Regions from separate parts of the Homo sapiens genome. Here region 2 is linked to region 1. A link is an interaction called in ENCODE POLR2A ChIA-PET data of the cell type or tissue named here. Cell type or tissue: Caco-2. All regions are shown on one strand. Each heading gives the region's core, and the rest is flanking DNA. Links, peaks and the distances in the headings are about the cores only.

Region 1 (5,375 bases), core at 272-5,271:
CTCGGCTCACCACAGCCTCCGCCTCCTGGGTTCAAGCGATTCTCCTGCCTCAGCCTCCCGAGTAGCTGGGACTACAGGTGCATGCCACTATGCCCAGCTAGTTTTTGTATTTTTAGTAGAGATGGGGTTTCACTATGCTGGCCAGGTTGGACTCAAACTCCTGACCTTGCGATCCACCCATCTGGGCCTCCCGAAGTGCTGGGATTACAGGCGTGAGCCATCACGCCTGGCCTTATGTTGTCCTTTTACAAGTGTTTCTGGGATGTGCCCATGGTGAAGGCAGTAACGCCAGTACCTCATTTCACGCACTTGGATCCTGCCTACCCCCAGTAAGTGGGAGAGATTGGGCCAGATAAGACCACACCATTGGGCCAGGCACAGTGGCTCATGCCTGCAATCCCAGCACTTTGGGAGGTTGAGGCAGGTGGATCACCTGAGGTCAGGAGTTTGAGAGCAGCCTGGCCAACATGGTGAAACCCCGTCTCTACTAAAAATACGTGGTGGCACACATCTGTAATCCCAGCTACTTGGGAGGCTGAGGCAGGAGAATCGCTTGAACCCAGGAGGCAGAGGTTGCAGTCAGCTGAGCCGAGATCACACCATTGCACTCCAATCTGGGCAACAAGAGCGAAATTCCTTCTCAAAAAAAAAAAGTGAGTACACCATTGAATCTTCTGTTGTTTAGGGAGATGAGAAAGGTCCTGAAGTACCAAAAACATAATGATTTGGACCTTTCTCTTGTCCTCAACTCTGATTTGCATTTACCTTCAACTATCAAGTCACATTCTGCTGTCCGAAAATCCAAATCTAGTCTACTAGCTAGATTACACTTCATTAGAGGCAGGACTTTGGTTTGTCTATTTGCCTCTCCTTTTCTTTAGGTCATGATACAGTGCCTGACATGCGGTGCAAGCATGGTACTTGTATTTTGGTGCTGTCCCTGTAAGTCATCCAGAGGTATCCCCTGTAGGGTGTCTAGCACATAGTAGGTGTTTGTTAATTACTTCTGGTCTATAAGCAGTGAAAGCATGATAAGGTAACAGCAGTGAAGAAAAGTAACAAACAGTTCCTAAACTAGATACAGGATATCTGTTTAAGCCATTTAAGACAGCATTTTCTTGAATTTTTGCATGGGTCTAGCTAGAGTTCTTATGTAGCGTAAGCTTGCAACCAGAGAATGCTTAATAAATGTTAATTGCTGTCTGACTCCTCTGAATGTGGTGTGTGAACTGATACCTTTGGATCCTCATGCCTCATTCTGTCCCTGAGACTTATTCTAGATGTCACTTCCCCTACTTCACATTATACACGAATGTTCTGAGGACATTTGAGATGGAATCTAGCTCACATTTTCAGCACTAGTTTCCAAGGAACACAAAGAAGTCCAGTGACATGATCCAGGCTCTCAGCCTTACAGATCATCATGTAGATTAAGTGGCCGAGGCTCTTTCCTATGCAGAAACCTTCCTACAACCAAGGTACCCCTTGTTATTATTGTCTTCCTGCAACTTTCATAATTGATAAGGGAATTAGACAGGTAAGCTAAGCTAGGTATTCTCATTTATAATTTTTCAAAGCCACAAGAATAACCAGGAGACAGGGATGATGTCTATGGACATTGCTACCAGAGGACTGATTTGTAGGTTCTTATGGTGCCACATCATGTAATCCCCTTAATCTTGATTCCTTTATTCCTTTTGTTTACCATTTTCCTCAGTTCGCCCAACCAGAAAATAAGAAAAATAGCACTAACATTTATGAAGCTCTTAATATATGCAAGGTACTTAGCTGAACATTGTTTTCCAAAAGTTCTGTGTGATACAGATGAGGATGCTAAGGCTTAGAGATGTTAAGCAACTTGGTTAGCCCAAGGTCACGTGGCTAATAAGTGACAGACCCAGGACTAGGGCCTAGGTGGTCTGACTCTTTTTTTTTTTGAGACGCAGTTTCTTTCTTGTCACTCAGACTGGAGTGCAATGGCACGATCTCGGCTCATTACAATCTCCGCCTCCCAGGTTCAAGCGATTCTCCTGCCTAAGCTTCCCAAGTAGCTGGGATTACAGGCACATGCCACCATGCCTGGCTTTTTTTTTTTTTTTTTTTTTTTGAGACAGAGTCTTACTGTGTCTCCCAGGATGGAGTGCAGTGGTGTGATCTTGGCTCACTGCAACCTATGCCTCCTGGGTTCAAGCAATTCTTCCGTCTCAGCCCCCTGAGTAGCTGGGATTACAGGCGTGCACCACCACGCCTGGCTAATTTTTTGTTTTTAGTAGAGACAGAGTTTCACCATGTTGGCTAGGCTGATCTTGAACTCCTGACCTTGTGATCCACCCACCTTGGCCTCCCAAAGTTGCTGGGATTACAGTCATGGACCACCGTGTCCAGCCTAATTTTTGTATCTTCAGTAGAAATGGGGTTTCACCATATTGGTCAGCCTGGTCTCAAGCTCCTGGCCTCAGGTGATCTGCCTGCCTCGGCTTTCCAAAGTGCTGGGATTACAGGCGTGAGCCACCACGCCCGTCGTGACTCAGTGTTTCTTAACCTTTTATTTTTTTTTTCTCATCATTGCACCCCTAAGGAGAAAGGTTAAAAGTTAATGTAAATTAATTAAATTTTGGGGCTGGGCAGGAGCCTACCATCTTAAAGCTAAGCTGTAAGTAGGCCAGGGGCAGTGGCTCACGCCTGTAATCCCAGCGCTTTGGGAGGCCCAGGTAGGCGAATCATGAGGTCAGGAGTTCGAGACCAGACTGACCAACATGGTGAAACCCCATCTCTACTAAAAATACGAAAACCAGCTGGGTGCGGTGGTGGGTGCCTGTAATCCCAGCTACTCAGGAGTCTGAGGCAGGAGAATTGCTTGAACCCAGGAGGCAGAGGTTGCAGTGAGCCCAGATAGCGCCACTGCACTCCAGCCTGAGCGACAGATGAGACTTCACCTCAGAAAAAAAAAAAAAAAGCTAACCCGTAAGTAAAGAACAGAGCTGTGCAGATTGGAGGATTGGGTCATACCATTACTTGGTACCTTCCAGGAATATTTGGGTATCTATAAGGATAGTTTGTAAACCTTGACCTGATCCAGTCTTCTTCTTTTGCAGCTGAGGAGTAATATAAGTCCCAAGAGAAGCAACTTGCCCACATTTGCACAAGTCAGTAAGGCACAGTTTAAGCTATCATCATATCATGAGTTTCATAGCCTCTCTAAAGAGTTGAGAGTCCTGTTATTATGTCTAATATCAGGCCTTTGTCCAGGAGAGGCAGCTAGTGCCTCATTTTTACGAGGACATGAAATATAGATTACGTTGCTTACTTGGGTTCACCTAGCAAGCTATTGGTAGGCGGCTTCCTTGGTACACCAGGCTTCAGAGATGGAAGTGCTCAATGTAATGACTCGATACTTCTTTTCTAGGAGATCCTAAAATGTTAGTGTTAGTTGCAGAGATTTTTGTAGTTGTTGATGTCTGCCCCCAAAGAAGGATATTAGTTGAGTTAGAAATGAGATGGCTAAGGACTTGATTAATTCATACTATCACCTAATATCACAGGACTCAAACTCTGACATGGGTGTTTAATAAAATCAACAGACCTGTAAGGGTTTTCCAGTTACAGCTTCCCCGGTTTTTCTCCCATCATCCCTAATCAACTGATGGAGTCATCATTTCTATATAACACAGCTTCCCAGGGGCTTCACTGAAAGCACTCAAGCTCATCAAATGGCCAGGGCAGCCTGTCATGACAAATTAGTGCATGGTCTGTCAACAGCCATCTATCTCTAGCCAGTAGTGCTCTGTACCCCCAAGACCATGTGTCAAATTAAGTGAATTAATGAAGACACATAAAACCCATTAGTCTCCTATGGTATTTAAAATGTAAGGGCCAGGCACGGTGGCTCACGCCTGAAATCCCATCACTTTAGGAGGCCGAGGTGAGTGGATCAGGAGGTCAAGAGATCAAGACCATCCTGGCCAACATGGTGAAACCCCATCTTTACTAAAAATACAAAAATTAGCTGGGCATGGTCGCGGGTGCATGTACTCCCCACTACTCGGGAGGCTGAGGCAGGAGAATTGCTTGAACCCGGAAGGCGGAGGTTGCAGTGAGCCGAGATCATGTCACTGCTCTCCAGCTTGGCAACAGAGCAAGACTCCGTCTCAAAAAAAAATAAAATATAAGGTATGGCCGAGCACTGTGACTCACGCCTGTAATCCTAGCACTTTGGGAGGCTGAGGCAGGCGGGTTGCCTGAGCTCAGGAGTTTGAGACCAGCCTGAGCAGCATGGTGAAACCCTGTCTCTACTAAAATACAAAAGAAATTAGCCGGGCATGGCGGCGTGTACCTGTAGTCCCAGCTACTCGGGTGGCGGAGGTTGCAGTGAGCCGAGATCGCGCCACTGCACTCCAGCCTGGCGACAGAGCGAGATTCCTTCTCAAAAAAAAAAAAAGAGTTTCATAGTCTACCTCAACTGTGTCATAGCAGCAGACATGGCTGAGAATCCAGCATTCTACATGAATTGCAAGTCATTGGATAGAGGGTAGGCAGGCCCTGAGCACATTCTTAGGTGTTTAGTAAATTATTGATGATAGATCAAATAGGATAATTGGTAAGATAAATGGCTAAACCATTAATCCAAAGGTTATAAAATGGTCTTTTTTTCTTTTTTTGAGATGGAGTTTCTCTCTTGTTACCCAGGCTGGAGTGCTGTGGCGTGATCTCAGCTCACTGCTACCTCCGCCTCCTGGGTTCAAACGATTCTCCTGCCTCAGCCTCCTGAGTAGCTGGGACTACAGGCACGCACCACCACGTCTGGCTAATTTTTGTATTTTTAGTAGAGACGGGGTTTTACCATGTTGGCCAGGCTGGTCTCGAACTTCTGACCTCAGGTGATCCACCTGCCTCGGCCTCCCAAAGTGCTGGGATTACAGGCATGAGCCACCGTGCCCGGCCTATAAATGATCTTTCATAAGTGCTAAGAGATAGGGAAGAAACAGTGCTGATCTGGGCCTCCCAATTAAGGAGATAACTGGTGTTTGGACACATTTACAAACCCATTTATTGAGTTCTTCAAATACTAAGATGAGAATTTGAACTCTGTGACCAATTTTTTTTTTTTCAAGAGATGGGGGTCTCGCTATGTTGCCTACAGTGGGGTACAGTAGCTGGCTATTCACAGGCATCATCATAGCCCACTAGTCTCGAACTCCTGGGCTTCAGCAATCCTCCTGCCTCGGCCTTCGAGTAGTAGCTGGGACTAAAGGCACATGCTACCACACTGGGCTTAAATTTTTTATCTTAAGTCACTCTTGGTTCAGGCTCAAAGACTTAACAACTTCTCTGTTCTGTTTTCCAGAGAGATGGCTGCCCAAAGATTGTCAATCTGG
Region 2 (5,375 bases), core at 152-5,151, 60 kb after region 1:
TCTGCCTCCCAGGTTCACGCCATTCTCCTGCCTCAGCCTCCCGAGTAGCTGGGACTACAGGTGCCCGCCACCACGCCCAGCTAATTTTTTGTATTTTTTAGTAGAGATGGGGTTTCACCGTGTTAGCCAGGATGGTCTCGATCTCCTGACCTCATGATCCGCCCGCCTCAGCCTCCCAAAGTGCTGGGATTACAGGTATGAGCCACTGCACCCGGCCCATTTATTCTTTATTTATTTTAAAAAAAAATTTAACATTTATTTATTTATTTAGACAGTCTCGCTCTCGCCCAGGCTGGAGTGCAGTGGCACAATCTCGGATCACTGCAAGCTCTGCCTCCTGGGTTCACACCATTCTCCTGCCTCAGCATCCCGAGTAGTTGGGACTACAAGTGCTAATTTTTTGTTTTGTATTTTTAGTAGAAACGGGGTTTCACCGTGTTAGCCAGGATGGTCTCGATCTCCTGACCTTGTGATCTGCCCGCCTCAGCCTCCCAAAGTGCTGGGATTACAGGCACGAGCCACCGTGCCCGGCCCACTTTTTTTTATTTTTGAGCCAGAGTCTCTCTCTGTTGCCCAGGCTGGAGTGCAGTGGTGCAATCTCAGCTCACTGCAGCCTCTGACTCCCAGGTTCAGGTGATTCTGCTGCCTCAGCCTCCCGAGTAGCTGGGACTACAGGTGCCTGCCACCACACCTGGCTAATTTTTTTGTTATTGTTTTTGTTTTTGAGATGGAGTCTCACTCTTTGTCGCCCAGGCTGGAGTGCAGTGGTGCGATCTTGGCTCACTGAAACCTCTGCCTCACAGGTTTAAGCAATTCTCTGCTTCCCGAGTAGATGGAATTACAGGTGCGCACCACCACGCCCGGCTAATTTTTGCATTTTTAGTAGAGATGGGGTTTCACCATCTTGGCCAGGCTGGTCTTGAACTCCTAACCTCGTGATCCACCTGCCTCAGCCTCCCAAAGTGCTGGGATTACAGGCATGAGCCACCAGGCCTGGCCCCAATTTTTTTGTATTTTTAGTAGAGATGGGGTTTCACCATATTGGCCAGGATGGTCTTGAATTCCTGAGCTCAAGTGATCCGCTCATCTTGGCCTCTGAAAGTGCCACTGTGCCCAGTCTATTCTCTCTTTTTGACAGATGGGGAAACTGAGGCTCAGAGCCAGGCTTGTCAAAGGCATATGGAGGACTGGGGGTGGTGGGATACAAATTCAGGCAGCAGATAGACTCCAAGTCCGACGCCTCTGCAGAACCCCTCATCCCAGATGCCTGGCTGAGCTACCATCCCCACCCAACTCCCTCCACGTCCCCTCCCTCCCCAGAAAGAGCCTAGAAGCACAGGCCTTGGGCGGCAGCCAGCCCTCCCTTCCTCCCAGGCTTCTGTGCAAGCCCTTGGACCACGTATGCCAGTAGCCATTGGAGGGCAGGAGGGGCGGCGGCTGAGTCAGCTGGTGCCCACAGCACTGCCTGGCACGGAGGGCCCTGGAGGCTTTGCTGAGAGGACAGATCTGGAGGCTGGACCCGAGGTCACCGCCCAGGACGTGTCTACAGCTCCACCTGGTGGTGATACAACACCGCTGTCACACCCAGCTCTGGTGTTATCCTCCCCACAGCCAGGTCAGCAGATATTTGGGGAGCAGCTACTGCTGCTGCGCATGGGCAGGCCAGGCACTGAGAACAGAGCGAGGCTGAGGAGATGTGGGGGCACGCACTCCAGGCAGAAGGAACAGCAAGTGCAATGGCTCTGAAACAGGAAGGAGTTGGGAAGACCCAGGAGGAGCAAATGGGTTAAAGAACTAGACTTGGGTGCCAAGGATGGAGAGGAAGAAAGGCAAGGCTCGGTGGTTCACATCTGTAATCTCAGCACTTTGGGAGGCCAAGGTGAAAGGATCACTTGAGGCCAAGAGTTTGAGGCCAGCCTGGGCAATACAGTTAAGACCCTGTCTCTACAGGAAATTTTTTTTTTTTTTGAGACAGAGTTTCGCTCGTCACCCAGGCTGGAGTGCAATGGCATGATCTTGGCTCACTGCAACTTCCGCCTCCTGGGATCAAGCAATTCTTCAGCCTCAGCCTCCTGTGTAGCTGGGATTACAGGTGCCCGCCACCATGCCCAGCTAATTTTTGTATTTTTGTAGAGACAGGGTTTCACCATGTTGGCAAGGCTGGTCTCGAACTCCTTAACTCAGATGATCTGCCTGCCTTGGCCTCCCAAAGTGCTGGGATTACAGGCATGAGCCACTGCATCCAGCCCCATTTTGTGCTGGTATGAATAGAGATTTATTTCTGACAGCTCGGGAAGCCGGGAAGCCCAAGATCGAGGGCTGCATCTGGTGAGGGCCCTCTTGCTGTGTCATAACGTGGCAGAAGGCATCCCATGGTGAGAGGGAGCAAGAGCTCCAACGTGCAGCTTCAAGCTCTTTGTTTTTAAGATGGAGTTTCGCTCTTCTTGGCCAGGCTGAAGTGCAATGGCCCGATCTCGGCTCACCACAACCTCTGCCTCTCGGGTTTAAGCAATTCTCCTGCCTCAGCCTCCCAAGCAGCTGGGATTACAGGCGTGCGCCACCACGCTCAGCTAATTTTTGTCTTTTTAGTAGAGACGGGCTTTCTCCATGTTGGTCAGGCTGGTCTTGAACTCCCAACCTCAGGTGATCTGCCCGCCTTAGCCTCCCAAAGTGCTGGGATGACAGGCATGAGCCACCGCACCCAGCCACCTCAAGCTCTTTTATATCCATTCGTGAGGGTGGAGGCCTTACGATGTAAACACCTTCCATTAAGACCCACCTCCCAACACTATTGCATTAGGGATTAAGTTTCCAACCCATATATTCTGGGGAGACATTCAAACCATAGCACCGTCCTGCGTGCTGTACGCTGGGAAGACATAAGAACAGTGAGGAATGGTGCACCGGGCCTTGTGCCTTAAGAGGGAGGGCCAGCTGGAGGCAACACACTGAGGCCCTTGTCCTGTCCCCTCTACCTCTGATCCTTGACCTTTGCCCCGTCCCCTCTACCTCCCTGTAGTCTGGACTTCCTGGAGTCAGCCTGAAATCCAGACCTGAGTGGACGCCCACTACTCTGTTTGGAGAAACCTATGGGACAGCTAGGCAGTGGCTTGCTGTGTGCCTAGCTCCTGATGACAGAGCTGCAGCTTAAAATAAAAGCCTCCTGCTCAGCACTTACTTAATCCTGAGGGGACCGGGCATCAGGACGCATGGTTGCGAGGATTTGCTTAAGTGAGAGGCTGATGAAAGCTCCCTGAGGGCTGGCTGGGGGGTTGGGGCACCCATCTTAAAACCTGTTTCTGATTTCCTTTGCTGCTCACCCCTATCTCTGGCTGGCAGCTTTCCCGGATTAGCTGCTGACGTCAGGAGCTGCCAGCTGGGCCAGCCTGGCACAGCCACGGGGCAGTGTGTGAAGGGCTGTCTGGTAATAGGGTGCAGTAAAGGAAGGGGGCATGTGTCCAGCTTCGGAATTTGTCCTTGAAGGAGCTGGGGTGGAGGGGAAGGAGAAGGGTCGAGATGTGCTGTCAGGCACGCACATGTGACCTGTGTAGCGCATCCTTGTTGGACAGAGAGAGAAACAGCTCAGGGAAATGGATAAGTTGTCCAAGACCACACAGCTGGTCTGACCCTGGCTGCATCCCACACCAGCTGGTAGACAACCCGCGATGGGCAGCAGCTGCTGGGACTGGAGGTGATGGTCTCCATGTAGGTCCGTACCTTCCTCTCTGTCACCATAATGGCAGCTGCTGAGTGGTGTTTGCCCTGCTCCAGGTGTCTTCGTGGGACAACTGTCTTATGAAGCTGGTGTTCGTTTTTGCTTTTGTTTTTTTTTTTTTGAGATGGAGTTTCGCCTTGTTGCCCAAGCTGGAGTGCAATGGCACTATCTCGGCTCACCGCAACCTCTGCCTCCTGGGTTCAAGTGATTCTCCTGCCTCAGCCTCCTGAGTAGCTGGGATTACAGGCATGTGCCACCATGCCTGGCTAATTTTGTATTTTTAGTAGACAGGGTTTCTCCATGTTGGTCAGGCTGGTCTCGAACTCCTGACTTCATGATCCACCTGCCTCGGCCTCCCAAAGTGCTGGGATTACAGGCGTAAGCCACCGCCCGGCCGCTGGTGTTCCATTCTACAGGTGAGAAACTGGAAGCCCAGAGAAGGGAAGTGACTTGCCCACGATCATACCCCAAATTGGTGATGGAGGCAGGGTTTGATCCTAGGACCGTCGGAGTCCAAAGCCAGTGCTCTGCCATACATACAGAGATTTCACAGCTTTGACATGTTTCAAGCCCATGCCCCTGTGCTTGCCGTGGCTGCACAGATCTCCGCTTTGAGAGAGCGCATTTGCATGCAGAGTAGAAAATACAGAGGGGGCCAGGCGCGGTGGCTCACACCTGTAATCCCAGCACTTTGGGAGGCCAAGGTGGGTGGATCACTTGAGGTCAGGAGTTCAAGACCAGCCTGGCCAGGCTGGGCACGCTGGCTCACGCCTGTAATCCCAGCACTTTGGGAGGCCGAGGTGGGACGATCACAAGGTCAGGAGATTGAGATCATCCTGGATGATACGGTGAAACCCCGTCTCTACTAAAAAATCAAAAAAAAAAAAAGTTAACTGGGCTTGGTGGCAGGCACCTGTAGTCCCAGCTACTTGGGGGAGGCTGAGGCAGGAGAATGGCGTGAACCCGGGAGGTGGAGCTTGCAGTGAGCCGAGATCACACCACTGCACTCCAGCCTGGGTGACTGAGCGATAGTCTCAAAAATAAATAAATAAAAATAAAAATATATATATAAAAGAAATATTTGCAGGCTGGGCGTGGTAGCTCATGCCAGTAATCCCAACACTTTGGGAGGCCGGAGGTAGGCGGATTGCCTGAGTTCGGGAGGCCGAGGCGGGCAGATTGCCTGAGCTCAGGAGTTCGAGACCAGCCTGGCCAACATGGTGAAACCCTGTCTCTACTAAAAATACAAAAAATTGGCCGGGTGTAGCAGCATGCGCCTCTAGTCCCAGCTACTTGGGAGGCTGAGGTGGAGAATCGCTTGAACCCGGGAGGCGGAGGTGCAGTAAGCCGAGATCCCACCACTGCACTCAAGCCTGGTGACAGAGCAAGACTCTGTCCCCCCCCCCAAAAAAAATTATAAATGTTTTATAGCCAAAGAACAGGAGAAAAGGAAAACCCTCAAGAGTCCCACCAAGAGGATCCAACTCTTTAGTCCTCTCGGTTTTTTTTGTTTTGTTTTGTTTTGTTTTGTTTTTGAGACAAGTGTCGCTCTATCGCCCAGGCTGGAGTGCAGTGGCGCAACCTTGGCTCATTGCAACCTCCACCTCCCAGGTTCAAGCAGCTCTCCAGCCTCTGCCTCCCAAGTGGCTGGGATTACAGG

What was found. ChIA-PET counts read pairs that join two places held together with the same protein. Peaks named below come from ENCODE experiments on the same cell type or tissue, not always from the same donor. Only the 100,000 strongest peaks of a DNase experiment are listed, where the experiment ranks them.
Region 2: POLR2A ChIA-PET joins it to region 1 with 8 read pairs; 26 of 35 experiments call an interaction of 5 or more read pairs at or near these places.

What each region holds. Positions count from the first base shown.
Region 1 is chr22:41,460,457-41,465,831 of GRCh38, reverse strand. PHF5A (PHD finger protein 5A) reads left to right here. Exons shown (of 4, transcript NM_032758.4): 4 at 5,345-5,375. Among named protein-coding and RNA genes, the nearest start is that of PHF5A, 5.5 kb to the left of the region's middle. In Caco-2, for the core only: no CTCF peak of the experiment used is centred there; no DNase peak of the experiment used is centred there.
Region 2 is chr22:41,400,158-41,405,532 of GRCh38, reverse strand. No RefSeq gene overlaps it. Among named protein-coding and RNA genes, the nearest start is that of TEF, 21 kb to the right of the region's middle. RefSeq lists a cis regulatory region at 2,986-2,999 and an enhancer at 2,921-3,065. In Caco-2, for the core only: a CTCF peak has its summit at 1,568 (motif pointing left); DNase peaks (open chromatin) are centred at 1,552 and 2,988.